Linked DNA regions of Homo sapiens: regions 1, 3 and 4 are each linked to region 2. The links are chromatin contacts, found by Hi-C or POLR2A ChIA-PET in ENCODE. All regions are on one chromosome and are shown on one strand. Each heading gives the region's core, a stretch centred on a gene start or an enhancer-like site at or near the end of the contact. The rest is flanking DNA. Distances are from core to core; before and after follow the strand shown.

What was found. Hi-C counts contacts between places; a loop is a spot of excess contacts on that map. ChIA-PET counts read pairs that join two places held with the same protein, here RNA polymerase II (POLR2A). Pooled maps may share reads with other maps.
Region 1: a loop to region 2 is called in a pooled map, with 17 times the contacts of the local background. The contact joins the enhancer-like site here to the promoter of PTBP1 in region 2. A Hi-C loop is called at or near these places in 8 of 50 pooled maps. POLR2A ChIA-PET finds 5 or more read pairs at or near these places in 4 of 52 experiments (A549, H1, activated B cell and 1 more).
Region 3: a loop to region 2 is called in a map of HCT116, with 28 times the contacts of the local background. The contact joins the promoter of TMEM259 here to the promoter of PTBP1 in region 2. A Hi-C loop is called at or near these places in 5 of 168 maps with a recorded cell type or tissue (CD4-positive, alpha-beta memory T cell, CD8-positive, alpha-beta T cell, HCT116 and 1 more), 26 of 37 single-sample maps with no recorded cell type and 23 of 50 pooled maps. POLR2A ChIA-PET finds 5 or more read pairs at or near these places in 9 of 52 experiments (BJ, GM10248, H1 and 5 more).
Region 4: a loop to region 2 is called in a map of CD8-positive, alpha-beta T cell, with 26 times the contacts of the local background. The contact joins the promoter of RNF126 here to the promoter of PTBP1 in region 2. A Hi-C loop is called at or near these places in 23 of 168 maps with a recorded cell type or tissue (CD14-positive monocyte, CD4-positive, alpha-beta T cell, CD4-positive, alpha-beta memory T cell and 15 more), 34 of 37 single-sample maps with no recorded cell type and 34 of 50 pooled maps. POLR2A ChIA-PET finds 5 or more read pairs at or near these places in 14 of 52 experiments (A673, CD4-positive, alpha-beta memory T cell, CD8-positive, alpha-beta T cell and 11 more).

The regions. Positions count from the first base shown.
Region 1 is chr19:606,303-610,790 of GRCh38, reverse strand. HCN2 (hyperpolarization activated cyclic nucleotide gated potassium and sodium channel 2) reads right to left here. Exons shown (of 8, transcript NM_001194.4): 4 at 2,609-2,827; 5 at 386-532. It overlaps LOC107987266 (a long non-coding RNA gene), which reads left to right. Exons shown (of 2, transcript XR_001753828.2): 2 at 1-851. Among named protein-coding and RNA genes, the nearest start is that of HCN2, 19 kb to the right of the region's middle. Within about 2 kb of position 1,655, at least 5 of the 41 ENCODE cell types and tissues checked have a DNase peak (open chromatin) inside an H3K27ac peak, as active enhancers do.
Region 2 is chr19:794,196-798,781 of GRCh38, reverse strand. It overlaps PTBP1 (polypyrimidine tract binding protein 1), which reads right to left and starts at 1,330. Exons shown (of 15, transcript NM_002819.5): 1 at 1,277-1,330. The coding sequence starts at 1,284. RefSeq lists enhancers at 1-491, 492-1,377, 1,584-1,923, 1,576-2,211 and silencers at 634-943, 1,014-1,193, 1,204-1,553, 1,317-1,671.
Region 3 is chr19:1,017,216-1,022,372 of GRCh38, reverse strand. TMEM259 (transmembrane protein 259) reads left to right here and starts at 1,250. Exons shown (of 11, transcript NM_001033026.2): 1 at 1,250-1,601. The coding sequence starts at 1,377. It overlaps RNU6-2 (RNA, U6 small nuclear 2), which reads right to left and starts at 851; the gene lies at 745-851. RefSeq lists silencers at 1,059-1,168, 1,329-1,398, 1,429-1,488, 3,747-3,966 and an enhancer at 2,764-3,363.
Region 4 is chr19:659,625-664,736 of GRCh38, reverse strand. RNF126 (ring finger protein 126) reads left to right here and starts at 1,523. Exons shown (of 9, transcript NM_194460.3): 1 at 1,523-1,690. The coding sequence starts at 1,616. RefSeq lists silencers at 1,197-1,676, 2,167-2,456 and enhancers at 2,507-2,556, 2,847-2,906, 3,047-3,136, 5,096-5,112.

The DNA of each region.
Region 1 (4,488 bases), core at 406-2,905, 190 kb after region 2:
CCAGGGTCACTCAGGCTACCGGAACAGAGCTGGGAGTTAAACCCGCTCCAATCAGCCTCAGTGCCCCCAGGACCTGGTGCTCAGCGGGGCCTCTGCGGCTCCTCCCTCCCCACCCCCTGCCCTGCTTCTGCCCCGCCCTGTCAGGCACAGACCCAGGCAGTTCTGCTAAGGGGGCAGCGGGAAGCAAGGCGGGGGTGGCGGGGGTCCTGGGGGTGCAGAGGCTCACGGGGCGGGGAGGGGAGGGTGTGTACGCAGGTCTAGCTCGAGTCCCTCCTGCTGCAGCCTAGGCACCTCGCCTCCCTCAGGGACCGGCTCCTGGGCTCCAGGAGAGGGAGGCCGGCCCTGTACCGGAGGCTGCCTCCCGCCCGCCCGGCGCCCGCCTCACCTCCCGCAGGGGCCCGTTGAGCTCGCCCAGGATGCTGTCCTCGTCAAACATCTTGCCCTGGTAACGGTGCTCATAGTAGTCGTGGATCTTCTGGCGGAAGTCAGCTGGCAGCTTGTGGAAGGACATGTACTGCTCCACCTGCTTGTACTGTGGGGAGGAGGCGAGGCTGGGTCAGACACCGCCCCCGGCCTGCAGCGGGCACAGGGGCACCTGCTTGTACTGTGGGGAGGCGAGGCTGGGTCAGACACCGCCCCCAGCCTGCAGCGGGCACACGGGCACCTGCTTGTGGGTCAGACAGCCCCCCGGCCTGTGGCGGGGAGATAGGCCTTCACACCTGCTTGTACTGTGGGGGGTCAGGGCTGGGTCAGACAAAGCCCCCGCCCACAGCGGGGAGACAGGCCTCCGCCACACACAGGGGCGGCCAGATTCAACAAGAGCAAATAAACATGCTTCTATTTAAATCAAAGTTGAATTCGTTTCAATGATAAATTCCATTTTTTTTTTCTGAGACACTGTCTCGCTCTGTGGCCCACGCTGGAGTGCAGTGGTGCAATCACAGCTCACTGCAGCCTCCGCCTATGGGCTCAAGCAATCCTCCCACCTCAGCCTCCTGAGTAGCAGGGACTGCAGGTGTGCGCCACCACGCCTGGCTGATTCTTTTATTTTTTGTGGAGATGAGGTCTCGCCATATTGCACAGGCTGGTCTTGAACTCCTGGGCTCAAGGGATCCTCCCACCTCGGCCTCCTGAGTAGTGGGGATTACAGGTGTGCACCACCCTGCCCTGCTAATTTTTTAATTTTTTGTAGCGATGAGGTCTCGCCGTGTTGCTCAGGCTGGTCTTAAACTCCTGACCTCAGGCGATCGGCCTGTCTCGGCCTCCCAGAGTGCCGGGATTACAGGCAGGAGCCACTGCACCAGGCCGGGTGCCCTGAACTTTATCTAGCAACCCTATCCCTGAGGAATGGGTGGGCACCTGACTCTACGAGGAGAGGCCCCAGGTACCCTGACACACAGGACCCCCTTCCCGGGGGCTCTGGCCCTTCCCTGATGATCTTTCCAGAAACCATCGGGTCAGCCCCTCCTGAGCAGGGAAGGGAGCGTGGGTGCTGGGCGGGGGTGCCAGGCCCTGCTGTCCCCAGGACGGTGCCCCCCGGCAGCTCCAGCCTCACTTCCGCCCCAGCCCCGCCCGGCCGCAGCTGCCCTGAGCTCAGCGGAACCCGTGACGGCGGGCGGGTGGTGGCACCAGCTTATGTTTGGGTGTGAGGCCCGTGGCTTCCGGACAGCAGGGCGCCTGGCACGGGGCCCAGCTGACCCAGCCAGCCACTGCTCGGGGCGCGGGAGAGGGGGGCACTTGGCTCCCAGCCAGGACCAGCCAGCCGCCTAACATGGGGAAACTGAGGCACAGAGTGGTGCATGAGGCCCAACTCCAGGGGCTGCCAATGGGGCCAATCCTAATCTCCCTCCACCCCTCCCAGCTCCCCCGTGTCCCCTCCACTGCCAAGCCTAGGATTAACCCAATGGACGCTGCAGGCCAGAGGCCGCATCTGAGCAGTGGGGCAGCCTTGCTCTCCCTGAAGCCTGGCCCTGACTGCCGGCCACCGGCGTGTCCTGAAGCAACCCCAGGCCTCTCAGACCCCGCCAGGCCCTTCCCTAACCCAGCCCCATCCTGAGCCGGCCTAGAGACCCCCAGGTGGGCCCAGCCTCCTGGCAATGCCCCTTCAGCCCGGGGGCTTCCCGATGTCCAAAGACTGACCCTGTCCTGCCCTGATCCCAACTCACCCCTTCCTGCCCAGCCTGCATCCCCTCCCCAGCCCCCGCCCCACGTCCATCTCCAGGCTCTGGACCTCCCTCCCTGTCACAGGGTCAGAGAACCTCTCACCACCGGCCGTTTCTCCTCCTAATCACAGCCACAGACCCCCAGGGTCCCCTGCTCCCCATCACGCGGTCTCTGCCCTGAGCGCGCCACTTGAAGCTGAGTGAAGGGCTGAGACTGCCTCTCCCCTCAGACCCCGGGGCCGGGCCCGCCCCTCCCCTCAGACCCCGGGACAAGGACTACCTCCGCCCTCAGACCCCAGGGCAAGGCCTCCCTCCAGCCTCAGACCCCAGGACCGGGCCTGCCTCCCTCCATCAGACCCCAGGGCCTGGCCTGACTCTCTCTCAGACCCCAGATCCAGGCCCGCCTCCCCCATCAGAACCCAGGCCGGGGCCCGCCTCCCTCAGACCTTCTCCTGGTACTGGCGCCGCGAGGAGTCCAGCGACTGGATGAGGGCAGTGGCGTGGCCGATGAACATGGCGTAGCAGGTGGCACCCACAATCATGCTGAGCATGGTCAGCCAGATGTCCGTCATGCTCTCGGGCGCCTGCCGGCCGTACCCGATGCACAGCATGTGGCTCATGGCCTTGAAGAGTGCGAAGGAGTACAGTTCACTCCACGAGTGGTTCTGCAAGGCCAGCAGGAGGGGCGGTGGTGGGCAGGTGCTCACGCCCCAGGAGCCCTCGGTCCTCAAGGGCCCAGCGCCCACCCTCTGCCAAGCACTGGAGGTGGTGAGCTCCCCATGTTCAGAGGTAACCAAGAGAAATGGAGACCCAGGTAGATGACATGGTTTGCACACTTGTCACAGTGAGTTGGCAGGAGGGCCAGGGCTGATTCTACCTGCCCGCTTCACTCCTGGGGAAACTGAGACCCCAAGGGCGAGAGTCTGGGTCCCGCCTTTTGCAGCCTCTGAGATCAGAGCATCTGTGAGGTCAAGAGGGGGCAAAAGTTCCAGGGAGCATCTGGGCCAGAGCAGAGGGGCAGGGCGGGCAGAGACACCAGGCCGGCCCAGGAGGTCCTGCCGCACCAAGTCCTCAGCTGACCCGGCCGGGAAAGGGGAGCCGCGGGGCTCTGTTCAGGAAATGGGACCGCATGTGCGGGTGGCAGCCAGACAATGGGCTGCCTCAGCCTGGGCAGCTGTGCCAGGCTCTGGGGAGGGGCACTGGCGGGTCTTCCCTCTGTAGCTCCTGACCCCATCAATGCCCACCTGCTCTGTGTCCAAACCAAACACATCCCAAGTCCCATATGTGGCTGGACGCTGGGGCACAGCACTCCCCAGGCAGGGACAAAGGCTCACTGGCCACTAACCTGACTGTAGCGGCCGAGGGCTCCCATAACTAACCCTTCTTAACAGTCAGCACATCTCAGCTAGGAAGCAAGGAGTATCTGGGACCTAACTTCATTTATTATTCCTTCTTTTTTGACGGAGTTTCGCTCTTGTCGCCCAGGCTGGAGTGCAGTGGCACGATCTTGGCTCACGGCAGCCTCCGCTCCCGGGTTCAAGCGATTCTCCTGCCTTGGCCTCTCAAGTAGCTGGGATTACAGGCATGCGCCACCACGCCAAGCTAGTTTTGTATTTTTAGTAGAGACGGGGTTTCTCCATGTTGGTCAGGCTGGTCTCAAACTCCTGACCTCAGGTGATCAGCCCCACCTCGGCCTCCCAAAGTGCTGGGATTACAGGCGTGAGCCACCGCGCCCGGCCTCTTCCTTTTGCTTTTACTTATTTTTATTTATTTTTTTTGAGACAAAGTCTGGCTCTGTTGCCCAGGCTGGAGTGCAATGGTGTGATCTCAGCTCGCTGCAACCTCTGCTCCCGGGTTCAAGCGATTCTCCTGCCTCAGCCTCTACAGTAGCTGGAATTACAGGTGCGCGCCACCACGCCTGGCTAATTTTTTATTTTTAGTAGAGACGGGGTTTCAGCATGTTGGTCAGGCTGGTCTCAAACTCCTGACCTCAGGTGATCCGCCTGCCTCAGCCTCCCAAAGTGCTGGGATTACAGGCATGAGCAGCCATGCCTGGCCCATTTATTATTTCTTTGGCATGGTGATACCACTTTCCCAATTCAGGGCCATGTTGTAAATTTTTCTTTAGTTGTTAGAGATCAGGTCTTGCTCTGTGACCCAGGCTGGAGTGCAGTGGTGCAATCATGGCTCACTGCAGCCTCAACTTCTGGGCTCAAGGGATCCAACCAGGCCGGGCGCGGTGGCTCACGCCTGTAATCCCAACACTTTGGGAGGCCGAGGCAGGCGGATCACCTGAGGTCAGGAGTTCGAGACCAGCCTGACCAAC
Region 2 (4,586 bases), core at 81-2,580:
GGACTGTCCGAGGCCCTCCCTTCAGCCCCGGCCAGGTCCTGACCCAACAGTGAGCTCCCCACGGCTTCTCCCGGCCACTGCAACTCCCGGCGAGGCCCTAAGTGACTCGGAGCGTCCGTCGGAAGGGCAGCCTCCGGGCCTCCTGCCTCACTCCGGGAGGCGAGTGCGCGGCCCCCGAGCCCGCGGTGCTGGGTCCGAGAGCGGGGAGCCCTCGTCTCGCCGTCTGCAGGACCCACCTGCCCGCACGCATGCTAAGGGGTCCAGACCCACTCTAGGGCTGCGCCTCTTCTGACACCACAGACTGCACGGACCACGTTTAACAGACTTTTAAAAGTGACTGAACCCAAGAAAAACTTCTCAGGAAAACGGAAAGAATGCGAAACATCTCCAGCCTCTCCCGCTTCCTATTCCCAGGGAGGGCCTCGCGCAGGAAGCGCTCGGCGGGACACGGCCTTTCTGGAGGGGGCTCCCACCTCTCCCAAGGGAAGCCCGCCCAGCAAAGCCGCCCGGAAAGGCTGCCCCGGCCCGAGAGCCGGGAAGGCCCCTCCCCATGACGGCGCCCGCGGGGGTCCCTGGAGAGGCCCCTCCGGCCCCGGGGCGGAGGACAGACCCTCGGGGCGGCCGCTTCTCTCCCGAGATCACCGAAACCCCTTGGCCGCGGCCCGGGGCGCACGGGGGGCAGGGGTAGGGCGGGGAGCGCAGAGACTCGGGCCCGCGGCGAGGCCCCGGCGCCAGCTTTCCCTCCCGGCGGCCGCCCCAGCCCCGCCTGCGCTTCCGGGGCTGCGCCGGGGGCAGAGTCCGGGCGGCGGGAAAGGCGCGCGCCCCCGATGGCGGCCGCGCACGCGCGCTGGGGCCAACGGGGACGCGCGACGGGCTACGCAGGCGCACGAGGGGAGCGGACGGGAGGCGGGAAGGGCCATCCGGGCGCGCGAGGGCCGGACGGGAAGCGGGAAGGGCCGCGCGCCGCCGAGGCGGGGCAAAGGCGAAGTGCGGGGACGCGCGCGGAGGGGGAGGGGCGCGGGAGGCCGCGTGCGCTAGGGACGGGGCGCGCGGGGGCCGGAAGCGGGCCGGACGGGGGATGGGGACGCGGCCAGACCCCCGGGAAGCCCCTGACCCGCCCCGCACCCGCGCCCGCCACGCGGAGAGGAAGGGGAGAGCCCGCCGCCCCCTCCCGCCCGAGAGGGGGCGAGATCGGCCCCGGGGAGGCCGGCGCGGCGGCGGGGGCAGGGCTGCGGCGCGGGGAGGGCGGTGGGGCGCGGGGCGACGTGCGACTCACCCGTCCATGGCACACAGAGCAGACCCGCGGGGGACGGAGTGGAGGCGCCGGAATAGCAGGAACCGACCCAACGGCTCCGAGTTATAGACTCACAAAATGGCGGAGACGCCCGCACACGTCCCCCGCGCGCGCTGCCCATTGGCTCCCGCTGCAGCCAGGGGGCGGGGAGAGCCCCGCGGGCCCCCGCCAGCACCTCCCACTGGCCAGAAGGCCGCCCGGGGGCGGGACCCAGAGAAATCGCAGGCGCCTATTGGGGGAGGCGGTTATTCCTCAAGGCCGAAGGCGGAAACGGCTTGTGTAGTCGGGGGAGGGGGAGAAAATGGGATCACGTGACGGCGTCTGAGCCAGTCAGCTGGCGCGTGGCTTTGCGGGAGACGCCATCTTGAGAGTGGGTACGTGGCGAGTCAGGCGGCGGGAAGCGTGCTTTGCCCAGGCTGCCGCCATCTTGCAAGTGGGCAGGACCCGCCCGCCTGGGCCGTGAGGGCAAAGGGAGTCGCATCGCCATCTTGGAGTCGGGCAGGAAACCCTCAGGGCTCCATGTTGGTTGTGGGCACATGGCCAAAAAGTCCGATTCAAACTGAGCGCTCACATCTGGGTGATCGCGCGGGGAGGGAAAGGCCGCGTCGCGTCCCGGACACGCCAGGGCTGTTTCCACAGTGGCCACAGATACTGCGGGCGCGCCATGATCCGGGGTCACCCCCGACCGTTCTTTGTTCGCCCCGGAACAGCGAATCCCGACTGCGGAGATAGGGAAACTGAGGTCCGGGCCCCGCACAGTCCGCGGCCGGCTGCCTACAGCTGGGAAAACTGAGGCCTGGACCTTGTACAGTCCGCGGCCGCCCGCCTACAGCTGGGGAAACTGAGGCCTGGACCTTATACAGTAGGCGGCCGCCCGCCTACAGCTGGGGAAACTGAGGCCTGGACCTTGTACAGTCCGCGGCCTCTCACCTACAGCTGGGGAAACTGAGGCCTGGACCTTGTACAGTCCGCGGCCGCCCGCCTACAGGTGGGGAAACTGAGGCCTGGACCTTGCAGTCCTTGGCCGCCCGCCTACAGCTGGGGAAACTGAGGCCTGGACCTTGTACAGTCCGCGGCCTCTCACCTACAGCTGGGGAAACTGAGGCCTGGACCTTGTACAGTGGGCGGCCGCCCGCTTACAGCTGGGGAAACTGAGGCCTGGACTTTGCACAGTCCGCGGCCAACCGCCTAAAGCTGGGGAAGCTGAGGTCCGGGCCACACACAGTCCACGGCCATCCGCCTACAGCTGGGGAAACTGAGGCCAAAGCCACACACAGTCCACGGCCATCTGCCTACAGCGGGGGAAACTGAGGCCCAGGCCACACACAGTCCACGGCCATCCGCCTACAGCTGGAGAAACTGAGGCCCGGGCTCCATACAATCCAAGGCCGCCCGCCTACAGGTGGGGAAACTGAGGCCCAAGCCACCCGCCTACAGCTGGGGAAACTGAGGCCCGAGCCCCCTACAGTCCCTGGCCCACTGACCTACAGCTGGGGAAACTGTGGCCTGGAGCTCGTACAGTTCGAGGCTGCCAGCCTACGGCTGGGGAAACTGAGGGCCAGGCCCAGCAGGGTCACCAGGAGGGTCCCTCCCGGGCCACCATCCCAGCAGCAGAAAACACCCTAAACTAATGTTCCCAGGAGCGCTGATCACATGAAGAGTCTGACAGAGCTGTGAGGGTGCCTGACGGGGAGGCCAGGTCAGCGGGTTGGGAGCCATCCCAGAGTGAGGGGATGACCCCGGCCCTCCACACTGGGACCCTCACGGGAGGCTGCGGTTGGAAACCGGAGCAGTTCCCGGCCCGGAGTAGACACTGCTCCCTAAATAGAATTAGCGGGATTTAGTCCATGCTGAAAAGGGGGTTTTTCATTAACACCAACCTACGGAGGGAGAAGACATGACAATTCTCGTTTCCCCAAATCCAGGCGAGCCTAGCGCCCTGCTTCTCTGGCGTGTTTTATTCCAGCAGTGCTGCGTTTCAGGCCGGGGCCTGGCGTGGGCCCAGGAGCCTTGGAGCCCCGCCGGGCGTCTGGTGCCAGAGGATTCCAGCCCGGATTAGGGGTGGCCGCCGAGCTCCATGGAGGCATCGCACGGCAAGGTCCTTTGGCCCGAACCACCCGGTCAACGGAGACTCACCAAGAGCCATCTGCAGCCAGGGTCACTCATCAGGAATGTCCGGTGGATCTGGGAGAAGCCCAGTGTGTTACTGTGGATTTGCTCCCCTGGAGACCCCCATCCTCACACCACCAGAACCAGCCGCTTCTGTCTGTTCGCGGAGTGCCTGGGATGGGCCCCGCCCTGAAAGCAGACAGGCAGGGGCGGCCGGGGGTCTGAGTGGCAGCTGGCAGCAGTAGAGACCACCAGGTTCCAAGCACCAGTCTAACCCTTCGGAATCGTGTTAAAACCCACTTCTGATCGTGGCCCCGCCAGGCCTCCTGTCTTGCTCAAAGTATAAACCCAAGGCCATCCCTTACCCCGCAAGCCCCACATGACCAGCCACCTGTCCAGTACCTTTTTTTATTTTTATTTTTTTAAGACAGTGTCTGGCCGGGTGCAATGGCTCACACCTGTAATCCCAGCACTCTGGCAGGCCGAGGTGAGTGGATCACCTGAGGTCAGAGTTCGAGACCAGCCTGGCCAACATGGAGAAACCTCCTCTCCACCAAAAATACAAAAATTAGCCAGGCGTGGTGGTGCATGCCCTATAATCCCAGCTCCTTGGGAGGCTGAGGCAAGAGAATCACTTGAACCCGGGAGGCGGAGGTTGCAGTGAGCCGAGATTGCGCCATTGCACTCCAGCCTGGGCAACAGGAGTGAAACTCTGTCTCTAAAAAACAAAAACGAAAATAAACACCTGTCATCCCAGCACTTTGGAAGGCCGAGGCAGGCGGATCACAAGGTGAAGAGCCTGAGACTATCCTGGCCAACATGGTGAAAGCCCGTTTCCACTAAAAATACAAAAATTTGCCGGGCGTGGTGGTTTGCTCCTGTAATCCCAGCTACTCGGGAGACTGAGGCGGGAGAATCACTTGAACGCGGGAGGCGGAGGTTGCAGTGAGCCTAGATTACGCCACTGTACTCCAGCCTGGGCAACAGAGTGACACGCTATCTCAAAAAAAAAAGTAAAAATAAAAAATAAAATGTATGTCGCGGAATTTAGGGTCTACCTGCAGACTCCAGGATGATCTCATCTCAAGACACTTAATGGTACCTTCAAAGACTGGTGTTCCAAATGAAGCCTTGTTCACGGGTTCCAGGGTTTAGGATGTGGTTGTCTTTCTTTGGGGCCACC
Region 3 (5,157 bases), core at 1-2,500, 220 kb before region 2:
AATAGCCGGGTGTGGTGGCGGAAGCCTGCAATCCCAGCTATTCAGGAGGCTGAGGCAGAGAATTGCTTGAACCCAAGAGGCGGAGGTTGCAGTGAGCCGAGATCACGCCACTGCACTCCAGCCTGGGCGACAGAGTGAGACTGCGTCTCAAAAAAAAAAAACAACACAAAACTTTTTTTTGGCGGGCTTGGTGGGTCACACCTGTAATCCCAGCACTTTGGGAGGCCTAGGCGGGCAAATCACCTAAAGTTAGGAGTTCGAGACCAGCCTGACCAACATGGAGAAACCGTCTCTACTAAAAATATAAAATTAGCCTGGAGTGGTGGCGCATGCCTGTAATCCCAGCTACTTGGGAGGCTGAGGCAGGAGAATGGCTTGAACCCGGGAGGCGGGGGTTGCAGAGAGCCGAGATCGCGCTTCTGCGCTCCAGCCTGGGCGACAGAGCGAGAATCCATCTCAAACAAACAACCAAAAAACCCAAAAACCATAGTATCCTCTTGTGTACGCAGCCGGCACTCAGTAAGTGCCCCTGAAGAGCACTTATTTATTCATTGCTGCGCGAAGCTACGGGGGCAGGTGGCACAGCGCCACGCAGGAGTAGAGACTGCCAGATTGTTCTACCGCCAACCTTAGTGGCGCCACAGGAGATGGACACGGGAAGACTATGACGTTACTGGCCCTGTGACGTCATGGCAGGATCCGGGCAAGAGAAGCCAAACGAGGTGACGAGCTGTAGACTACAGCAAAAATATGGAACGCTTCACGAATTTGCGTGTCATCCTTGCGCAGGGGCCATGCTAATCTTCTCTGTATCGTTCCAATTTTAGTATATGTGCTGCCGAAGCGAGCACGACTCAAGGGTTACTGTCACACCTATTTTAAGCCCTTCAATCAAATCATCTTTTGGTTAGGATAACTTATGGTCGGTTTCATATTTAGCATAATTTCCTACAGTGGTATGTTGCAGAACAACTTTCGTGCTTACGCTTACTTTGATGTCTTCGATCACGTAAAATCCCATATCTTATCGTAATTTTACCGCCTTATACTGGCCTCATAGCCGCGGTGGATTGTGGGTGCCAATATGCAAAAGAGGTGGCCCAGATGCAGGCCCGCCCCCTGGAGCGGCCGAGGTAGGGGGTGAGGCCTCCGCGGGCGCCGCTGGCATCCCAGCGTTCTCTGCGGGCGCAGGGGGGCCGCTCTTGCCCGGCGTGGCGACTCGCTAGCGTCAGCAGCGCCGCAGCCGGACGAGAAAGCGGAAGATGGCGGCGGCGGCCGGGAGGCCGTGAGGAGAGCGGCGGCTGCGAGGGCGGCCGATGGCGGCCGGGAGGCGCCCTCGGACACTTGCGGGTCGTTAGGGCGCGACGCTGGGAGGCATGTCGGAGCACGTGGAGCCCGCAGCTCCGGGGCCCGGGCCCAACGGCGGCGGCGGCGGCCCGGCCCCCGCGCGCGGGCCTCGCACCCCCAATCTCAACCCCAACCCCCTCATCAACGTGCGCGACCGGCTCTTCCACGCGCTGTTCTTCAAGATGGCTGTCACCTATTCGCGGCTCTTCCCGCCCGCCTTCCGCCGTCTCTTCGAGTTCTTCGTGCTGCTCAAGGTGACCGCGGCCCCGACCCCCGACCCTTGACCCCAGCGGCTGTCCCGACCCCCAAGTCTGCTACCTCCGACCGCGACCCCTGGCCCCGCTGGGGACAGCGAGCGCCACCCTGCACCCTGAGGCCTATACCCGGCCCTACCGATTAGGGCTCTCCCTCGCGACCTCTGACCCTGGGATTGGCCAGGGACACCGTCTCGTGACCCCATCCCGCCCGGGGACGTCCACCCGGGAAGGCCGGATCCCGCTGCACTAGAAGCCGCTGTTCTCTACTCTGGAAACCTCACTGTCAGCTCCCTCCAGGGCCCATCCTGTCCCCGGCGACCGCCTTTCCCAGGTCCCCACCTACCCAGGCTTGGAGTCCGGTCCTGGCCTGCGAGGTAGCACCTCCCGCCCTTTGACCCCTGACTGTGCCGCCTGAGACCCTCAGTTCCGAGGCCTCTCTCCCCTCCCAATGTGCTGGCCCAGAACCCAGCCTGACGCAGGTCTCCCTCGGACCAACCCCTGTCCTGGAAGTCGACTCCCCACTCCCCTCTCTCCCTCCTTGTAGCCTTTCAGCTGCGTTCCCCGCTCCTGAGCCTCAGGGGAATGTGACTTAGCTGAGGTCACCTCGCTAGGGTTAGCGGCAAAGTCACCGGCAGCAGCGTACCACCCCATCCCCGGCCTCTTCCTCCGCTGGGTCCCCACTCCCTTCCTGCTTCAGGAGCTCAGGTTGTGGGTCTGTCGCCCGTGCCTCCCCTATGAGGCACCGGCCTCCGCGTCTTGGGCTCTGTCCCCCTCCCGCCCTCCTCAGATGGCAGAGGTCTCAGCCGTGCAGGACAGGCATCGGCCTGACTCCCTCTGAGAAGGAGTCTTGCTTGGGTGACAAGAGGGGCTCAGTAGCAGCTGCAGCCCCTCAGAAAACAAGCTGGCCGGGGTCCTGGGCCACCTGGCGAAATGGGGACGTGGCCGTTTTCGTTCTGCATCAGAACACCGCCGCGCCGGGGCTTGGGGGCTGCTGAAGTTGCGCCGTGAGCTTTTTGGATCTAGCCTGCAAAGAGGGGTCCGATGCTGGCGGGCCAGGCTGCGATCGTGGGCAAGTTCCCAGCCTGACACAGGTTGGTCAGGAGCTGGCTGCTTTTTTGGGCTCGGCAAGTGGAGCTGGACCTTGGCCGTCCTGCGGACCTGGGTGTGGGTCCCAGCCTGCTGCCACTTCACGGAAGGCCCCCCAGCCTCCAGATCCGTGCCTCCCCAGGCCAGAGCTCAGCCCATCATCCTTCCCACCTTCCTCCCTGCAGCCCCCCAGAGTGGCATGGTCGCCTCAGTAGGCACCTGAGCAGGGCTGTGAAGGGTTACGCAGGCAGGCGGCCTTTCCCGGCTCTGGGGTCCACAGACGGGGCCTGAAACTGTGGACGGAGGCTGGTCTGTGGACGTGGGTTTTCCTTCCATGGAGTAGCCTGGGAACAGGATGGAGCCACTGTGTCCTTAGGCTTGTGGAGGGTGTGTGCTGGGTGCCAGGCCAGGTTCCCCCGACGGAGCTCAGCCTCCTTGGGAGGTGCATCCCTGTCGCCTGGGCCCTGGTCCCACCATGTCCCGGTTTGGAAAGGGATCAAGCCTACCCGGCTCCATCTCCAGGCCAATACCACTCACAGGTGGTCAGATGGGGCTGGGCCAGAGCTGGAGTTCCCCGTCTTCTGTGTAGGGTGGAGACTCTTGGGAGGTTCTCAGTAACCCCAATCCCTCCTCTCTCAGCAGAGGGCTTTGGACTGTGAGATCTCTGGGTGGTGAATTTTTTTTTTTTTTTTTTTGAGATGGAGTCTTGCTCTGTCACCCAGGCTGGAGTGCAGTGGTTTGATCTCGGCTCACTGCAAACTCCACCTCCTGGGTTCAAGCAATTCTTCTGCCTCAGCCTGCGGAGTAGCTAGGATTACCGGTGCCCACCATCACAACCGGCTAATTTTTTTGTCTTTTTAGTAGAGACTGGGTTTTGCCATGTTGGCTAGGCTGGTCTCAAACTGCTGATTTCAGGTGATCTGCCCGCCTCGGCCTCCCAAAAGGCTGGGATTACAGGCGTGAGCCACCATGCCTGGCCTGGGTGGGGAAATCTGTTCTTTGTGAATTTTCCACCCGGTAATCTGGTGGCACAGAATCTGACCCTGCTGCCTTCACTTTTACTTATCTGCAAAGTGCAGGCTGGAACTGCCTGATTTCAGAGGCTGCCTTGAGTTCCAGAAGGCTCCTCTGCTTCCTGCCTGCCTGGCTTCCGGGGGTCTCCCTGCAGAGAGCCAGGTCCTCCCTGGTATGATCCCTTCAAGGTGGCTTCATCCTGTGGCATCTGTGCAGCTGAGCTCCCAGCCCTGAGCTGGCATGGAGTCCCCCAGCTCTCACCCATGCCTGGGTGGCTTTAGGAAATGCCAGGATCTCCCAGCTCTGAGCCAGCATGGAGCCCCCCGGTCCCTCATCCATGCCTGGGTGGCTTTAGGAAATGCCAGGCAGTGCCAGGTGCTGGGGAGAGAGGAGGCGGCAGGGGCCTGTGTTCCAGGGGCCCTCGGGAGACCTCCATCCAGCCTCAGTATCCACCTCTGCTGGCCTTCATGGCCCTGAGCCCAGTGTGGCAGAGACTGTCCATCTTGGGGCACTGGGTGCCTGCACCTGTGCGGTTGGGCTCTGGACCCAGGTGACCACCAAGTGGATGCCCACAGGGTGAAGGGGTCTCGACTCAGCACCCCTGGACATGGGCAGGGGCCCGCGCCTAGCCACAGGGAGTAATGGGGCTCCTCTTGTGGGGTCGTGACGATTAAAGACGGGGTATGTGAGACCCCAGGGGCCCTGCTCTGAATGGGGGACCTGTCACATTGAGGCCACTGTGAGGCTGCAGTGGAAGGAGAGGCCCCGGTGGCCTGGAGGCAGGAAGCACCCCGGGTGGACAAAGGGGAGCCCCAGGTAGTGTTTCCTGGCTGGGGCTGAGGGCTCTGTGTCCCACCTGGGAGGAGAGTGTGGCTCCGCGGGCTTGTGTGTCCGTCGGTCTGTGGGTCAGTCAAATACCCAGAGAGCGGGCAGGCTGCTCCTGGCACTCCAGGTCTGTGGGGAGACAGGAAAGGAAAGGCCCACCCAGTGGCCGAGTGTTGGGGTGCCCTGAGAGCCTCGGCCAGAACATCCAGGAAGCTTCCTGGAGGAGGCGGTGAGCACGGCCCCAGGCTGGGGGAGGTGCTCCTGTGGGTGCAGCCGTGTGTGGGCTGACCCGGAGGAAGGAAGGGTCATAGGGGTGGGGTGACTCCTGTGCTGGGTGGGCAGGGCCTCCTGGAGGTGAGCCACAGCCAGTGGGATGGGGTGGGGTGTCCAGGCAGCTGGAGAGCGTGTGGGAAGGCCGTGGGGCTGGAGCATGTGGGTGCCTGCTGGGGAGCCTGGGTCAGGGACAGGGTCATGGAGTGTAGGGGACTGGACCACCCAGGGCATGCGAGTGGCTGAGCCAGGTTGCGGGCAGAGGGTGGCCAGGGGCCCATGGGAGCATTTGCAGGTGAGCTCCCTGGGGAGGGTTACTGTGGGCGTGGACGAGGCTGCCTGGGCGTGTGGCTCAGGG
Region 4 (5,112 bases), core at 274-2,773, 130 kb after region 2:
CCGGGAGGCGGAGGTTACAGTGAACCGAGATTGCGCCATTGCACTGCAGCCTGGGCAACAGAGCCAGACTCCATCTCTAAAAAACAAACAAACAAACAAAAAATCTAAATGCACAGGCTCCAACTCTTAATTCCTCAACAGTCTCGCTCCAATGCCTCATTTTGCAGGAAGTCCAACTCCAACCAAATCCTATTCATCCCTCAGCCCTGGTTCCAATGTCCTTACCCCTCGGAAGCCCTCTCTCTCTTTCCCCAGGCAGAGCCAGAGTCACCCTTGAGTTCCACGCTCCTGTCCAATCTCATGGGACTGGGGGTATCTGCGTGCATTCAGCATAGGGTCTGGTGTGCAGTAGTTGCTCAATGAGTGTTGAGTGAAGAAAGAAATACACGCATGAGGCCGGGCGCGGTGGCTCATGCCTGTAATCCCAGCACTTTGGGAGGCCGAGGCGGGCGGATCACGAGGTCAGGAGTTCAAGACCAGCCTGGCCAAATATAGTGAAACCCCGTTTCTACTAAAAATACAAAAATTAGCCGGTGTGGTGGCGGGTGCCTCTAGTCCTAGCTACTCGAGAGGCTGAGGCGGGAGAATCGCTTGAACCCTCGGCAGGCGGAGGTTGCAGTGAGCCGAGATCGGGCCATTGCACCCCAGCCTGGGTGACAGAGTGAGACTCCGTCTCAAAAAAAAAAAGAAAAAAGAAATGCATGCATGATTGGGCCAGAACTAACCTCAGAAATGATCCTGGCCTGTGCTGGGTGATGATACCGTTTCTACTGATTAAATTTGGAAGCAGGGGTTAGGTTTCCTGCCTTCTCCGCACCCGAGAGGCGCCTGGGCCGTCAGCCCGTGGAGCATCTTGGAAACAAGGCCACAACCCACAGACCTCAGCCTCTGTCTGACCCCACGGGTCCCAGTGAGGCCCAGACAGCGCCCTGAGCCCCGGGTCTGCCTGTATTCCGCAGCGCTGAGGGAATGCCTGCTGTGTGTCAGGCGCTGCTGCGGGTCCAAAAATCCCTTTGCTGCGCAGCTGACCTGACAGTGCATCGGGAGGGAATCAGTGCCACGGAGCAGGAGGGCAGCAGAGAAGACCTTGTAAGCTGACATTTGAGCAAAGACCTGGAAGAAAGCCACGCGGGCGTCGGGAGAGCGCTGCACCGGGCAGCGGGCGGGGGAGAGGGCGCCTGGCGAGCCCCAGGAACGGTGGGGACAGTGGGCTGAAGTACCGTGAGGGGAGACGGCGATGAGGTAGGGAAGCACTGAGGGACACGAAGGCCTGGGCAGCTTCGGGAGGGGAGGAGGGCCTCGGCCCCGCCCCGCGCACGCCCCGCTTCTCGTCTCTTCCGCCGCCTGCTTTGGCCCCGCCCCCGCCGGAAGCCCCGCCCCCGCTTGGAGCCCCGCCCAACGGCCGGGCCTAGTTTGTCTCTCAGCGGCCACCGTCGCCCGGGCCGCTGCCCGCCGAGTACGCAGCTTTCGCCGCTCCCGCGCCCCCGCTCCGCCCCGCGTGCCGTGCGTGCCGTGCGTGAGCGTGCGCGGGCGCGTCGGCCGGCGAGGGAGCAGCAAACGGCCGGCGGCGGGTGCCGCGCGGGGGGCGGGCGGCGCGGAGTAGGTGGCGGCGGCCATGGCCGAGGCGTCGCCGCATCCCGGACGGTACTTCTGCCACTGCTGCTCCGTGGAGATCGTCCCGCGCCTGCCGGTGAGGCCCGGGCCGGGGCGGCGGGCGGCAGGGTCTGCGCCGCAGGCCTGAGGCAAGGCCGGGGCCGGGGTGGGGGTCGCTTGCGCCCGCCTCTTGCGCGAGCTGACCACGACGGGAAAACTGAGGCTCGGGGCAGCGCCGGCCCAGGCTGAATCCGCGGGGAGCCCGGGCGGTGCGCGCGCGAACCCCGTCCTGTACATGCGGGAGACTGAGGCCCGGGCGGGAGGCAGGGCCTGGCCGGAGCGGCGCAGCGGGATCGCGGCCGGGTGACCCCACATCCGCGGCGTTCCCGACCCGAGAGGCCGCGAGGATCCCAGGTGGGATCCCTAAGCCCGGTGAGCCTGGTTTTGCAAACGGAGAAACTGAGGCCCGGCGAGCAGAGAGAGGGTATTGCCCGGTGGCGCGGCGCGGGGCAGGGGCTGGGCCTGGCGGGGCTCGGACCCCGAGAATAACGCCAGGGGACCCCCGCCGAGCGCGTGGTTGGGGGCGCCGGCGCCTCGCTGCAGGCTCGCCTCGTGGAGCCCTGGCCGCCGCCTTGGAGGCAGGCCCAGGCCCGGAACGCCCCAGGCACTGTCCCGGGGTCCGACCGCGGCCCGCCGGCGGGGCTTTGTGAGCAGAGCCTGCGTTCCTCCCCTCCCGGGGCTTGGCTGCGCAGCCCACCCTTCCTCCAGGTGTTTACAGCCGCCCCTCACCGAAGAGGACCCTGGGCCTGGGCGTGCCGAGTGCTACTTCCTGCTCGTTTAGGGCAGTGTTTCCCACGCGGACCTGATGTCACCTTGGGGGAGGTGGGAGCAGCGCTCGTTGAAGGTGCTATTTCCAGGCCCCTTTTCCAGGGTTTCGGAGTCAGTAGGTGTGGAATGCGCTCAGCAGTCTGCATTTCTAATATTATTTTTAGGAATGGGGTCTCCCTGTGTTGCCCAGGCTGGTCTTGAACTCCTGGGCTCAAGCGATTCTTCTGGCTCAGCCTCCCAAAACGCTGGGATTACAGGTGTGAGCCACCGTGCCCGGCGGTGGTCTGCATTTTTAACCCGTGTTGCCCTTCGCCAGGCTGACGTGCAAAGTGGTGATTTAGTCGAGCCACCCGTGCTTTATAGATGGGGAAACTGAGGCGCGTGGTGGCTCAGCGGGAAAGTGGCAGAGCCGGCTCAGTCGGGAGCCGCTTGGCCAGCTTGAGGGGAGCAGCCGCAGGAGGTGGAGGGGTCTGGACTCCCCACCCTGTGCCCAGGGGAAGAGGCTGCAGGCATTGAGGATTTACTGTGCTGTGTACGTAGCCGCCCGGCTGTTGCTACGCTTTGACCCGTAAGAGAAGTCCAAGCCCCCCAGAAGCAGTGCAGTTCCCCGGGAGTAGAGACCCAGGAAGGGGCTGGAGGGAGTCAGGAGAAGCCGCCTGTCTCTGGGTCACAGAGGAGGAGCGAGTGCTAGAGTTGGGGCATGGCGGGAGAGCGGGGCCAGGCCCAGGAGTGGAAAGAGAGAGGTGTGGTTTCCTCTCTACTGAAGCCACAGGGCTTCCCCTCCCCAGCAGGAGGAACAAATAAAGTGAAATCTCGGGTGTGGGGCGAAGGTTGGGGAGCTGAGACTGAGCCTTGCCTTACTCCTCTGTCTCCCAGGGGTCTCGCTCTTGCCTCTTCCAGCTTTCTGTCCCCACTGGCCGTGGCAGGAGAGGCTGGTTGCCTGACAGCCCGCCAGCCTGGGTGAGTTGCAGGGCAGCCCCTTGCAGCCCCTTGAGCCCTGGGACAGGCCTGGGAAGCCCCTGGGAAGCCTGGAGTGGTGGCTGTGGGGGGCCGACACTGCCTTGACTCGGCTGCACATTTAGCTGCTCCTAGAGCCCGCACAGGACTGGATCCTGGTGTGGTGGAGCCACTTCCTCGCCCCGTGGCCTTGGACACGGAGGACCTTGACCTCCTCCGACTGTCACTGGGCCTGGGGAGGGCCTTCCTGTAGTGAAAGGAACTCTGTGGTGACAGGCCGCTGTGGTCTTTGCCCTCACAGAATTTACAGGCTGGCCAGGGAGCCAGCATGGAACAGTGATTGACAAATATTTAATCATGGACGTTGGTAGATTCCTTAAGAGCAAATAACTGCAGAGAGGGCTGCGGGGGCCTGCCCGTGTCCACCCCGCGGGTGATCCCAAGGGCATCTGCTTGTGCCTTTGGAGCAGGACGCAACAAGGCGCCCGTAGACAGCATGGCAGTGTCAGAACTTCTCCGTACGTGGCAGGACCCTGTCTCTACAGAAGACTAAAACAATTAGTGGGGTGTGTTGTTGCACTCCTGGAGTCCCAGCTACTGGCGGGGGCTGAGGTGGTGGGAGGAGCGCTTGAGCCTGGGAGGTGGAGGCTGCGGTGAGCCGTGATGGTGCCAGTGCACTCCAGCCTGGGTGACAAGCAAGACGCTGTCTCAAAAACGAATTTTTTATGCTGGGAAATGGGCACACCTGGCGTTTGTTCTGGGGAGGGACGGCTGCTCCGTATCTGGCAATGGGGAAAGTCCCCAGCCACAACCAGTGCCCTCGAAACGGGGCGTCTCTGCCGCTGGGGAGCTTGCCCGGCGGCTGAGTCAGGGGCGGCACTGCTGCTGCTGAGACACCTGGGCTGGCTGTCGGGAAGCTCCTGCCTGCCTCTGACGCAGGGGGGACTGGCTGCCATGGGCTGTGTGCCTGCCCACGAGGGCTTCTCCCAGGCAGCTGGGCCGTTCCGGGCCTCCTTTGCTGTCCTGGGCTCTGGGATCAGGCTGAGGCCCCGCGCAGCTGGGTCATTCTCTGCTGGGCAGCCTTGGCCTCAGTCTCCTCACCTGCCAAGTGGGTTTAGTGATGCGATTCGCTCCCCGTGGCATCTGGTGGGCACGTGTGTGCAGAGTGGCCGGCACCTGGCCGCTCTCCTGGTGACTCGTGAGGGTGTCCTGAGCGGGGAGCCACACTTGCGGTCGGGGGCTCAGGCGACGACGGCACAGGGGCAGCAGTTGCCCCCATGAAAGGCTGTGATGAGGCCGAGCGCGGTGGCTCACGCCTGTGGTCCCATCGCTTTGGGAGGCTGAGGTGGACGGATCACCTGAGGTCAGGAGTTCGAGACCAGCCTGGCTAACATGGTAAAACCCCATCCCTACTAAAAATACAAAAGATTGGCCAGGCGTGGTGGCAGGCACCTGTAGTCCCAGTGACTTAGGAGGCTGAGGCGGGAGAATTGCTTGAACCTGGAAGGCGGAGGTTGCAGTGAGCCGAGATTGTGCCACTGCAGTCCAGCCTGGGTGACAGAGCAAGACTCCTTCCAAAAAAAAAAAAAAAAGGCGATGACGAGGGTGTCTGGGTGTCTGAGCAGCAAAGGGAGCGTCAGCCAGAGTGGGGCGTGTGGCGGCAGGAACCAGACAGGCCAGCTGGAGCTCAGGCCACAGGCGGCTGCGCAGACCCAGACTCGAGCCTGCTGAGGA